4 separate regions of the Homo sapiens genome follow, and regions 1, 2 and 3 are each linked to region 4. A link is a contact called in ENCODE Hi-C or POLR2A ChIA-PET data. All regions are on one chromosome and are shown on one strand. The core of a region is the stretch at or near the end of the contact, and the rest is flanking DNA. Distances in the headings are between cores, read along the strand shown. Region 1 overlaps SH3PXD2A (SH3 and PX domains 2A). Region 2 holds the start of NEURL1 (neuralized E3 ubiquitin protein ligase 1). Region 3 holds the start of CALHM2 (calcium homeostasis modulator family member 2). Region 4 holds the start of NT5C2 (5'-nucleotidase, cytosolic II).

Region 1 (2,700 bases), core at 58-2,557, 500 kb before region 4:
TGCCTACTTCAGAACACCAAAGAATAAATCCTGGGAGTTTTCAAGGGGAAGGCAGAGTGTGGGGAGCCATGTGTCAAAACAGGGGAACAACACATGTGAATTGTTCAGTGCCTTTCCTGCCCCCACCAGCCTCTCCCTGTGCAGTCTCCAACACCAGCCATTTCACTAGAGCATCCGGGGAGGGAGCACAGCGTGTCTGGCCAAGATAAAATGAAAGGAAAAAAGAAAAACCCTTTCGGGTCTACATTAGCATAAAAATGCAAGCCCTTTACATCTCTTGGTTTTGGGGCTCTGAGAGTTGGCCACTCCTTGGGAGGTTAAATGTGTCCTAATAGAGGGGTCCAGAGGCGTGCGTCCATTCCTGTGGGTCAGGGATGAACACACTTCCTGGTGCTCGGCGCTAGACAGAGACCAGTGGTTGTTCTGGCATTTGCGAAAGCCCAAAACTCTGAAAGTGGGGCTGGAATCACACCTGCCTGGCACTGTCTGCCAGCATCGTGGTGAGGTCCTTAAGGAGAAGCTCCTTTTGTTTCAGGGGCTCTGTAGGACCCAGGTTTAAACAGGTCTTTGCCACCTGTGTAGCAACTGAGGTGGGTCAGATGGGCCCAGGTATGAAAGAATAACAACAAAGACAATTTATAGCAGTTTCTGTGCCGGCCACTGTGCGAAGCCCTTTCTACACACTGTACATTGCATCTTCCCCAAACCCCAGGGGTTTGGTGCTATTATTGTCCTCGTTCTACAGATAGAGAAGTAGAGGCTCAAGAGGCCAAGAAAGTAGATCAAGGGCACCCCCCTGCCCCCACTGCAAGCAGCAGGGATTTGAACTGGAGGCCTCCGTCTCCAGAACCTGCTCATCCAAACATAGCTTGCATCATCCTATGGGGAGGGGCCAAGAGAGGAACCGTATCACCCGGGGATGGGGCGGGGTGGGAGTAGAGGCCCCAGGAGTCCTTGTTTAGATGGGGAGGGATGGAGTGCTGGTTGGAGGAACTCCACCCCTCTTTCCCAGCCAGGCCAGACCTGTGGACCACAGGAGATCACCCATCCCAGTTTGTCCAGTTTGAGCCCTGAAAGTCCCATGTCCCTGTTTTCCTGGGACTGTGGGTCACTGTACCTGTGGTTTGAGTCACCCCTGGACCAGCTGCAGAGAATGAATGGCTGAGTGGTCTGATGGGAGCTGTTTTAGGACACAGCTTGGGAGGCCTTTTCAATTACATTAGCCTCTGGCAACGCTAGAGGGAGATGCTAGCCCCGCCCTTCCTCCCCTCCTCTTCTTCCTGTGGCTCCCTGGCCGATATGATTCAGCAGCAAGTCGGAAGCAGGCTAGACTGTGACCTACCAGGAGTGGAGTCACCGGCAGGGTGGGGGCTGTCAGCACCAGCTCAGGGCAAGACTTGGAGCAAGGACGGAGTGTGGATTGGAGAAGGGGACTGATGGGAAGAGGGGGGGTTCTTGAGTTGTTAGGGAACTGAGCCCCAGCAGAGGGCCCTGCTGTCCTGCCAGACTGGAACTGGTTATAGGGCAGTGGGAAGTGGTCATGGTGTGAAGGGGGATCCCTGCCTTTGCGTCTTGCCCTCGTATGTGAGGGATGGGAGAGTCCCAGCCACTGGATACCTAAACTGCTTATCACCCTATTCAGCAGCTAAAAATATGAAATGGCTTTGCTAAAGGATGCCCAACTGGAAACTTCCAGAAGGTCTCCTATTAGGGCAGCGCCTGCTCGGGCAGGCCAGACACCCTGAAGGATTCAGGATTCCTCTTCGTTCCCACCATTCAGTCACAGCCTGGTGACCCCCACTGCCAGGACCTCAGCCTCCACCCCATTAACCCCATGTGCTGATCAGGCCCTCTGGGCTCTGCCTTCTACTCCTGCATCCACTACTCCAGGAAGGGGTGGTAAGTGGGCATTTGTCTTGAGCCTCAGAGCAAGGCCTGGGTTTTCTGGTCCCCAGTCCTGGTCTCACCCACTCACTATGGCCTTGAGGAAGTTGTCCGGCTTCTCTAAGCTTTGGTCTTCTCACCTGCAAGAGGAGAGCCCACACCCCCTGCAGGGAGGGACCCGGAAGTCCTCGGTGGGGAGGACTCTGAACTCTGGCTGAAGGACAGGCAGGCCAAGAGATATTTTCTAGAGGCTCCTTCAGCACTACAAGCACGTTGTTCTTACTGAGCATAAATGTTTCTTAGGGGTGGCTGGAGGCCTGATGGAGATTATGCAACACTGGAGCAGCCTCAGAATCCCCAGGGGAGTTTGTTGGAGATGCAGACCATGCAGTAGGTTGGGGTGGGGCCCTGCATCTGAATTTTAACCACTTTCTAGATGATTCCATTGAATAGCAGGCTGAGAATCACCAACCAGGGCCTGGCACAAAGGAGGCCCTCCAAGCATGTGAGTTTTGTGTCTTCCCCACTCTTTTTTTTTTTTTTTTCTTTTTGAGACAGAGTCTCACTTGTCACTCAGGCTGGAGTGCAGTGGCACCACCACAGCCCACTGCAGTCTTGACCTCCTGGGCTTCAAGCAATCCTCCCACCTCAGCCTCCCTTGTGGCTGGGAGTACAAGTGCTTGCTACCATGCCTAGCTAATTTATTTTTGGTAGAGATAGGGGGTCTCACTATGTTGCCTAGGCTGGTCTCAAACTCCCTGTCTCATAGGAACAGCCTGGGTAGCCTCAACCTGCTCAGAGCTGGAGAAGGCAGCC
Region 2 (2,700 bases), core at 180-2,679, 300 kb before region 4:
TGGATCTGGGGAGGTGAAGAGCAAAGACATTCCTAGTAAATGTCCCTCTGTTTCAAGGCTCCCAGACCCTCTTTTCTAGGGCTCTGACTGGATATCTGGTCTTTGGGAAAACCAGAAATCAAACTAATTCAATGGATGCAAAAACCCAACGGCTGCAAAGGACCCCAGGAACCAGCAGCTCTGACCCTTTCTTCCAGGCTGCTGTAATCCTGTCCTGAATTTTTAAAACCCTCCCATTGGAAATGCAACTAGTGCTCCCAGCCTGGTCTCTCCAGCCCTAGGGCCGATGGAAAGGAGACCCATCGAGGTGCCTCCCTGGAGACACGGACGACCCAAGCTTCCCTCCTCACTCCCCACTCCCCTATCGACCTGGCAAACATCCTTTCCCATCTCTTCAGGCTCGCCTAAGACCATGGCCTGAGGGGACTCCAGTGACGTTCCCAGTGCCAGCAGACAGAACTGCGCAGACCCCGCGGGACGCCATCCTCCATCACCATCATCGCCGGCTGCCCTCCACCCCCAGCCCACTCCACGGCCAGAGGTGCATCTCCGGCCTCCAGACACGCACAACAGGTGGCGTCTGCCCGCCCTCCCCAACCACACCTCCCTGGCCCTCCACCTGCGCCCCAGTCCTCCAGCAGCGCTCGGCCGGGGAGCCTACCTTTGAGGTTCTGGGGGTGGCCCCGCGGCGCGCGGCTCGGGTTTCCTCGGGGCAGCGAGGGGATACTGGAGAAGTTGTTACCCATGGCATCCGGCCCCAGGAGGTTCGGCGCTCGCGGGTGGGGGCGAGGCCGGGCAGGCGCTGAGGTGCGGTGTGCGAGTGTGCGCGCGCGGGTGCGCGCCACCGGGGGAGGGCCCTGCTGGGGCTGCAGCCGGGGGCGGGCGGGCAGCTCCTCAGCTTCCTTTCTCTGGACTTCGCGGTCCTTGGCGGGTTCCGCCCGCCACGGGTGTCCTGGCGCAGGCTGGGCTACCTGCCTCCCATGCCCCGTGGCGGGAGCGGGGGCCACAAGCAGGGCCCTGGGCCGGGGCCGGGGACGCCCGGGGCTCCCCGCTTGCTCCCCGGGACGCTAGGGTTCCGGCTGGGGGTGGGCGGCGCGGCGGCTCCGGCGCGCTCCCCCGGGGCCATAGAGTCAGGGTCGCTGGCGTGGGCGTTCGGCGGCTCCGAGGCAGGCTCGGTTACCGCCCCGCGGAGACGGCCGCGGCGGCGATGTGCGTGGCTCCCTCCCGCCCGCGGGTCTGCGTGGAGCGGGGCTCGGCGGAGCGCGGGGCGTTCTGGGCGCTCCGACGCAGCTGGTGTCCCCCGACCGCCGCGGTCCCGCCCGCGCCGGGTCCCTCCTGCGACCGCCGCCCCCGCCCCCCGCCCCGGCAGTCTCCAGGATTCCCTCGCTCCGGTTGTTATGGTGACAGCTGCGCCGGTGAATGAGCGTCTTAGTGACACGCGCGCGCCCGCTAGGCCAGATGTGGCCCCGGGGCGCGCCGCGTTCCCGTAGCCGCAAGCTCTCGGCGGCGCGGGTCGGGGTAAGACATCAGGCGAGTATGGTGGCACCCGGGGCTGGCCTTATTCCCAGCACGGAAACATGGAACTTGCACTTGAAAACAAGGGGAGCAGGGCCGCGAGAACGCCGAGCTCCCCGGATGCGGGGGCGGGCGAGCCAGCACTAATGTTCGGTTTCCCTAGCTCCAGGTACCGGGCCTGGCGCAGAGTGGAGAGCCCAGGGAAACATGTAAATGAGCGAGCGGATGCTTGGATAAAGTAATTGAGATTAGAACCCCGGCACTTGACCCTCCGTTCTCAGCCAGGCTAGGGGCACTAGGGCAAGGGTTCAGAGCAGGAACCCCGGGCAGTCTCACTGATGCACAGATGCCACTGAGGGCCTTTGAATGCCCGCGGACCAGACTCACAAGCCTGGAGCTCTGGCCAAGCTGAGGGAACAGATCTCCGGGACAGATCATCAGAAGACCACCAGCTCTGAACTGAGTGGTTCTGTTAGCTATAACAAGGTGGGGGAGAGGAGCCTCTGCAGCCTATGGCAGTCAAAGAAGGCTTCCTGGAGGAAGGGGGTTTCAGCAAGGGCCCTGCTCATGTGGCTAGTGCCTTCCTGTAGCTCAACACTGCACCAAGAAGCCTTCAGGAAGGGAAACAGAAGTCATTCTTCTCCTTCCTGGACCCGGGGCATCTCTCCTGGTCTATCAGGGATGGAAGATGTTCCAAGGTTCCCCCCAGGGAATCAGACTTCCTGCTCCTCTAAGTCATCTCTAGCTCCCTGCTCTGGCTTCAGCAACTCAGATCCAGAGTCCAGTGAAGACATGGGTGGGCAGGGGGACATCTCATGTATCCTTTTCTGTAATAAAGGTTCTTCCCCCAAGTCTCCATTTGGCAGCTCCTCATTATCTAGGCACAATTCGTGTCCTGACATTCCCTGACTGCCCCAACTAAAGGACCCCCTCCACTGTCAGTCACTTTCCACAATATTCCATTTTATTTTCATCATAGCTTTTATATGGAACTTGTTTACAAGTAGCCTTTCCTCGTTTATCTTCTGCCTCCCTGCTAGAACATAAGCTCTGTGAGGGGAGAGCACAGGTCAGTCGTGTTCACCAGGGTGTCCTTACCCACTGGGGGAATGCCTGGCATGTGACAGATTCTCAGAAAATAATTGTGGAATGCATGCTTCCCACTGTGGGCCAGGAGGCTCCACT
Region 3 (2,700 bases), core at 201-2,700, 260 kb before region 4:
AGGTAGGAGTTGGTATGGGCCCTGAAGTCAGGGAGGATTAGGATGAGCAAAAAACAAGGTGTATGTTGGTGGGTGGCAGCACTTCCAGTGGGAAGAGAAGGCCCGGAGGTATCAGGAGGTACAAATGTGATGAAGAGCAAAGCTTTGGGTCAGGCACACCTGAGTTCAAATACCAGCACTGCAGGACTTGTGGCCAGTCACCCAGCCACTCTAAGCCTCAGTGTGTCTGTCTATAAAATGGATATTAGAAGACCTGCTTGGCCAGGCGGAGTGGCTCATGCCTGTAATCCCAGCACTTGGGAGGCCAAGGAGGGAGGATCACTTGAGCCTGGGAGTTGGAGACCAGCCTGGGCAACATAGCAAGACTCTGTCTCTGTAAAGTAATAATAATAATAAGAAGAAGAAGAAGAATAAAGAGAAGATTTATAATTTTTTTAAAATGAAAAAATTATTTTTTAAAAAAGACCTGATTTTCAGGATTGTGGTAAGGATAGAGGAAGATAACTTTTAGGGAAGGATCTGGGACTGTGTTTAGCACATGCTGGGATCTGAAACAAACAAATAAACAAGCAGAACTTGGTACCTTTTCTTTCCTTCGTACATATGGTCAAGCCCAGCTCAGGGAGGCCAGCGGGTCACTCGGCAGCTCCACCATGACGGAACCACGAGCACTGCAGAGCTGACAGATGTCGGGGGTCCTCTCCCTCCATGCTAAGGGTCATCTAGCCTGTCCGTAGACTCTCCTGTGCAGCATTCCTGACCCGTGACGCTTCAGCCCGCATCTTGACCACTTTTAGATACAGGCTGGGCAGCTCTGATTATTACACAGGGCTTCCTTCAGAAACCTGCCTCCTTGTAACTTTCACCCACCAGTTGGAGCTCTGCCTGCAGGACCCGGAGAATCCCTAGGCTCCTGAATTCAATCCTCAGCCCTCCAGGGATCCGAAGCAGGTCCCGGGGAGTTAGCTGACTATAGGTCAAAGAGTCAGCATTGGGGATGGTTTGTCCAGTCAATGGACAACTCTGAGGGAGAAGGGCCAGTAGAGGGTGGGGCCCTGGCCCTGAGCATCCTGCAGGGCTCAGCGCGGGCCTGACGACACCCTCCCTTGACCCTCGCGGGGTCTCCTTTGGTAGCTTCTGCCCAGCGGGGGTCAAGTACGTGGGGTGCTCTTGAAACTGTCATGGGGGGCAGGTCTGGGTCAGATCTCCCCAATGCCTCCACATCCCCACGTGGCCCTCCCGACTGGTCCCATTGGTGTGGAGCATGGCCCGGTCCGGGTCTGGGCCGAGGGCGGAGGGCCAGCACGGCCCAGGGACGGCGAGCAGCGGGTCGGTGGGACGCGCAGCAGCTGCAGAACAGGCATCTCAACTTCCTCTCGGCTCCTCTCCTCTCGCGCCGCCCTCGGGGCCCGCCCTCCTCTGCCTGGTGGCGCCGGGAGGCTGTTTTTCCACTCACTGGCGCGCAGACTCCATCCCACTGTTTTCTTCTCTCTTTTCTGGAGTTAGATTAGTCTGAAGCCGCCACCAGCCCCAGGCCCCCGTGCAGAAGAAAAGCGGGAGGGAACGGCGGAGGCCGCCGCTGCCCTGCACCGCCCTCCTGGAGGCCACTTGGAGAGTCCGGCCCCGAGGAGGCCATGGCCACAAGTGCCCACAGCTGGCCCCAGGTAAGGAAGGGGCCCTCCCTGGGGTGTGCCAGGTGTCAGCGGAGCATGGTGGGGCCTGTCCCACGCTGCCCAGAGGGAGAGAGGCCCCTAGCTGAGGTTCCCTCCACCCGGTTGAACAGGGAGCAGTCCTGCCCCTCCCCGAGCCGCCAGTCTCCTGTCGTCACTGATGTTGGAGGAGGTCCCACTGGGGGTCTGGATGTGACCCATCCTTGGCCTGGGGGCAGTGGTCTCAGAAGATGGCCTGGCCCATCCTCTGCTCACCACCCACCCTGTGCAGGTATCTTGTACCCCACTTTGAGCCAGTTTATGAACCCAGGGCCTCCACAGGGAGCTAATTAGGAGCCTAGAAGCCAAGAAGGGAAAAGGATGGGGCAAAGGGGGCTGACTTTAACCCATTCTTCCCCAGCAGTGATGCAAACTGCCTTTCCCAGGAAGTTAGGCTGGAAGCTCCAGGCTGTGAAGTGGGGGAAGAATCAGACTCCTCCTCCTCCTCCTCCTCCTCCTCCTCCTCCTGTTGTTCCTCCTGGTCCTCCTCCTCCAGCTTCTCCTTTTCTTGGAGTCTGCATGGCCACATGGCTCTGCCTGAGCCCATCTGGCAGCCTTCCTTGGCAGGGACAGAAGGGGTGATCTAGAAGGGGTGATCCCTCCATGAAGCATGGAAGGGAACAGGGCTAGGTCTGTGTTTGGCGCTCACCCCATCCCTCCACTCCCTGGCTTCCTCTGGCCTGGGGAGTTTTGTTTTTCACCCTCCAGAGGGGGAGGACATGGGGCCACACCCTGGCCTGTCTCTCAGGCTTGTGTGGGTGGAGGCTGGGAAGGGAGTTGGGCTAAACTTCGCTGTTGCCCGAGGCCATGGCCACTTCCCGGCAGGTTGCCAGCGTCGCTACAGCCCAGACCAAGGCAGAATAATCTCCGGATGAGCTGGTGGCACCGCTGAGCCTTTGGTCTCACCAGGGCTTCCTGTTGCTGGCAGGCGGGGTGGAGCGGAGCTGCTGGGAGGCTGCTGGATAGGAGAGGGGTCACGGCTGCGGAAGAG
Region 4 (2,700 bases), core at 123-2,622:
TGAGCTACCACGCCCCGCCACCCTGGCCTTTTTTCAAATGCACTTGGTTTAAAGATTGTGTTATGCCAGCTTCCAACCCCTATTCCTCTTTTCCATATATCCTGAGAAATTTAGAAGGTGAGGGGCCCAAGGTCTATCCTTAGCTGACCTGAAGCGAAGTTGGCTGAGAAGCACAAGAAGGGGTAGAAGTGCTCTGGCGGAGCACTTATTAAAAAGACGCGGAGGTTTTGGTTGACTGCAAGCCCAATATGAGTCAACAGTATGGGTGCCAAGAACTTTATCGCAGGAGTGCAAAGCGATAGGTCCCAAAAGGAGGAAGCTATAGTCCTGCTTTGCTCTGATGATACCACAAACATTTGGTTCAGTCTTGGGTGATGTATTCTAAAGAAATCACAGTCAAATCTACCATTTGCGTGAGAGGGATAAAGACCCTCAAAACCAGGGCAGAGGAGGAACAATGGAAGGAACGGGAGACACTGATGTGGAATGAGAAGACCTTGGGCAGAGGTGATAGAAGTAAAGTATCTGAAAAGTCAAAGGTCCAGGAGAGATTAGACGTTTGTTCTCTGTGGCTCCAAGGCATCGAATTTCGGCCCTGAGAGTGGAAGTTTAGACACATTTTCTCACTGGTGAGAGCTGCTCGGACCAAGGAATTCAGTCCTCTGGAAATAGCTAGCTGCTTTTGCGGAGTCTTCCTGCTGAGTTGCTGGTGGTGGGGTGAACATTTATTGAGTGCTTACTGTGTGCCAGGATCCTGCTGAGGGCCTCACCTATATTGTGTGATTTCATCCCGTCAACACCCTTTGATGTGGGGACTGTTGTTCCCTATCCTGGTGCTACAAATGTGGGCACCAGGTATAGGAGGTCAGGTACCTCGCCCGAGGTTACAGTTTGTAAGTGGTGGTACTGGGACTGGAACTCGTTCTGACAAACTTCAAAGCTGGTGTTTTTAGCCATCAAGGGGATTCGAGGGTGCCATGGGGGTGTGGACGCATGAGGGGCCTTGAGGTCCATTAGACCAAAACATTCTGTGACTGGGAAAAAGGATGCCCTCTCCTCCCAAGGAAAAGCTTCTTCTGAATGAGACACAGTGGAGAGGTTAGCCCAGGGCCAGGCTGAGGGGCGCAGGCAGAATGCCAAGGGATGGAGACCCTCAGAAGGGCAAAGCCGGTGTTCCATCGTTTGAAGATCTCCAGACCCGCGGGACAGACAGACGCAGCGCGGTCAGGGAGCGTCGGCTTCGCCGAACTCTGCGGCGGAGCTGGGGGACGGAACAGCGCGCCGGTCCCTGGCCGGGCGCGAGCAGAGGGGCGGCGCGGGGCGGTGCCGGGCGGCGGGGGCGGGGAGGGCGCGCGTTGAGGCGGCTGCGGCAGTTGCGCGCTGGGATTGTTGCGGTGCGCTGGAGCCGGTGAGTGCGGCGGGCCCCGTGGGCGGGCGGGGAAGGAGCGGGCGAACGGGGAGCTAGGTGGGGAGGTGCGCGGCCGAACACGCGACCCCAGGGTAGCGGCCGCCGCCTGCCCCCGCCCCCGGCCCCCAGGGACCATGGCCCCAAGGCCCCTCTCCTTAGGCCGAGTCCCCGCCAGCGCGCTCGCGGACGCCGCACGCCTCCCAACTCCCTCGGTGCGGCCCCCGCCCCACGGCAGCCCCTTCCTCCGCGCCGCCGCGACGCCTCCGGCCCACGTCACGCTCGCGCCATTGTTTCCCAGCCGCCGGCTCGCTGGGACCCCGCCTCAGCCTCCCAGCGCGGCCGTTCGCCGCGTTCCGCCCTCTTCCCCCCTTTCCTCACGCTGGTGGTAGCCCTTTCCTCAGTCCTGCTGACGTCCTCCAGCTGATTCCAGGCTGTTCCCGGCCACCCCTGAGGCCGTCTTTTCGCTTCTTGTAAAAGCCTCCCCGCCCCCAGAGCTCCTCGGTCGCCTCCCGAGAAGCCAAGGGGCCTCTGGTGGAGCGCCAGGTTGACAGCGTTTTAGCAGGACCGCGAGAAACGGCCAGCTCGTTTGCCACACGCCCGTGTGCAACACTTCCTGGAAAGGTCACAGCGAATTGCAAGCCGCCACAAAAAACATCCGGACAGCTCCTGGTCAGGGGGCTGAGCCGTTCAGTGGCGGCCTATTCTTCTCCTTTTTTCGGGGCTCCTGAAATCGGAGAGGGCGAGATGCCGATCTGAGGCCTGAACCCTTAGTTTAAGAAAAACGTTTTGGGGGTTTGACTCCGGCAGGCCACAGCTTCTAAAAGCAGCAGGTAGAGGCTGCTGTCCGAATCGACGTTTTCCTGGGCTTTCACCTTTAGGGCCTTGATGTTTGAGGGGGGTCGTGCTCTGAAGTACAGCGCCCCGAAATGACTAGTCACCATTACAGGGGGGTGTGTGCGCGCCCGTCCAGGGGCCGATGAGTTCTTCAGGATTGAGCTGTACTTGGTTCCCAGTGTCTGTAGACTATTCATTTCGCCTCTTCAAGCAACGAATGCAAACTACTGACCATAATGTGAAAGGGAGAATATTGAAACTGTGTCATTTACCATGAAAACTTAGTGTTATTGCGTAGAGAAGGCTTTAGGTTTCAAAAATATTTACCACATGGCTTTTCAACAACGGTTAGAATTTATCCAGATGAAGACATCCAGGCCTGAAAGGGTGAAGTTCGAAAAGAGAAAAAAAATAGGTGTGAGCTGAGAGTGGAAAAAAAAAAAAGAACAAAAAAGGTT

The links. Hi-C counts contacts between places; a loop is a spot of excess contacts on that map. ChIA-PET counts read pairs that join two places held with the same protein, here RNA polymerase II (POLR2A). Pooled maps may share reads with other maps.
Region 1: a loop to region 4 is called in a map with no recorded cell type, with 4 times the contacts of the local background. The contact joins the enhancer-like site here to the promoter of NT5C2 in region 4. A Hi-C loop is called at or near these places in 2 of 37 single-sample maps with no recorded cell type and 4 of 50 pooled maps.
Region 2: a loop to region 4 is called in a pooled map, with 5 times the contacts of the local background. The contact joins the promoter of NEURL1 here to the promoter of NT5C2 in region 4. A Hi-C loop is called at or near these places in 1 of 168 maps with a recorded cell type or tissue (CD8-positive, alpha-beta T cell), 5 of 37 single-sample maps with no recorded cell type and 7 of 50 pooled maps. POLR2A ChIA-PET finds 5 or more read pairs at or near these places in 3 of 52 experiments (GM10248, HEK293 and activated CD8-positive, alpha-beta memory T cell).
Region 3: a pooled map shows a loop between it and region 4 (2.6-fold over the local background). The contact joins the promoter of CALHM2 here to the promoter of NT5C2 in region 4. A Hi-C loop is called at or near these places in 2 of 50 pooled maps. POLR2A ChIA-PET finds 5 or more read pairs at or near these places in 2 of 52 experiments (GM12878 and activated CD4-positive, alpha-beta T cell).

What each region holds. Positions count from the first base shown.
Region 1 is chr10:103,695,243-103,697,942 of GRCh38, reverse strand. All of the region lies in intron 5 of SH3PXD2A (SH3 and PX domains 2A), which reads left to right. Among named protein-coding and RNA genes, the nearest start is that of SH3PXD2A-AS1, 50 kb to the left of the region's middle. RefSeq lists a cis regulatory region at 1,300-1,310, enhancers at 1,233-1,377, 1,813-1,922, 1,487-2,233 and a silencer at 1,543-1,602. Within about 2 kb of position 1,307, at least 18 of the 41 ENCODE cell types and tissues checked have a DNase peak (open chromatin) inside an H3K27ac peak, as active enhancers do.
Region 2 is chr10:103,492,434-103,495,133 of GRCh38, reverse strand. NEURL1 (neuralized E3 ubiquitin protein ligase 1) reads right to left here and starts at 1,429. Exons shown (of 6, transcript NM_004210.5): 1 at 662-1,429. The coding sequence starts at 746. It overlaps NEURL1-AS1 (NEURL1 antisense RNA 1), which reads left to right. Exons shown (of 4, transcript NR_120675.1): 3 at 399-573. RefSeq lists silencers at 751-850, 931-1,060, 1,071-1,220 and an enhancer at 535-1,084.
Region 3 is chr10:103,451,120-103,453,819 of GRCh38, reverse strand. CALHM2 (calcium homeostasis modulator family member 2) reads left to right here and starts at 1,450. Exons shown (of 4, transcript NM_015916.5): 1 at 1,450-1,664; 2 at 2,535-2,700. CALHM1 (calcium homeostasis modulator 1) reads left to right here. Exons shown (of 2, transcript NM_001001412.4): 2 at 1-580. LOC124902494 (a long non-coding RNA gene) reads right to left here and starts at 1,377. Exons shown (of 2, transcript XR_007062275.1): 1 at 584-1,377. RefSeq lists a silencer at 1,049-1,378 and enhancers at 1,217-1,838, 1,839-2,459, 2,408-2,700.
Region 4 is chr10:103,191,944-103,194,643 of GRCh38, reverse strand. It overlaps NT5C2 (5'-nucleotidase, cytosolic II), which reads left to right and starts at 1,372. Exons shown (of 19, transcript NM_001351169.2): 1 at 1,372-1,408. RefSeq lists a silencer at 1,278-1,557 and enhancers at 1,256-1,942, 1,943-2,631.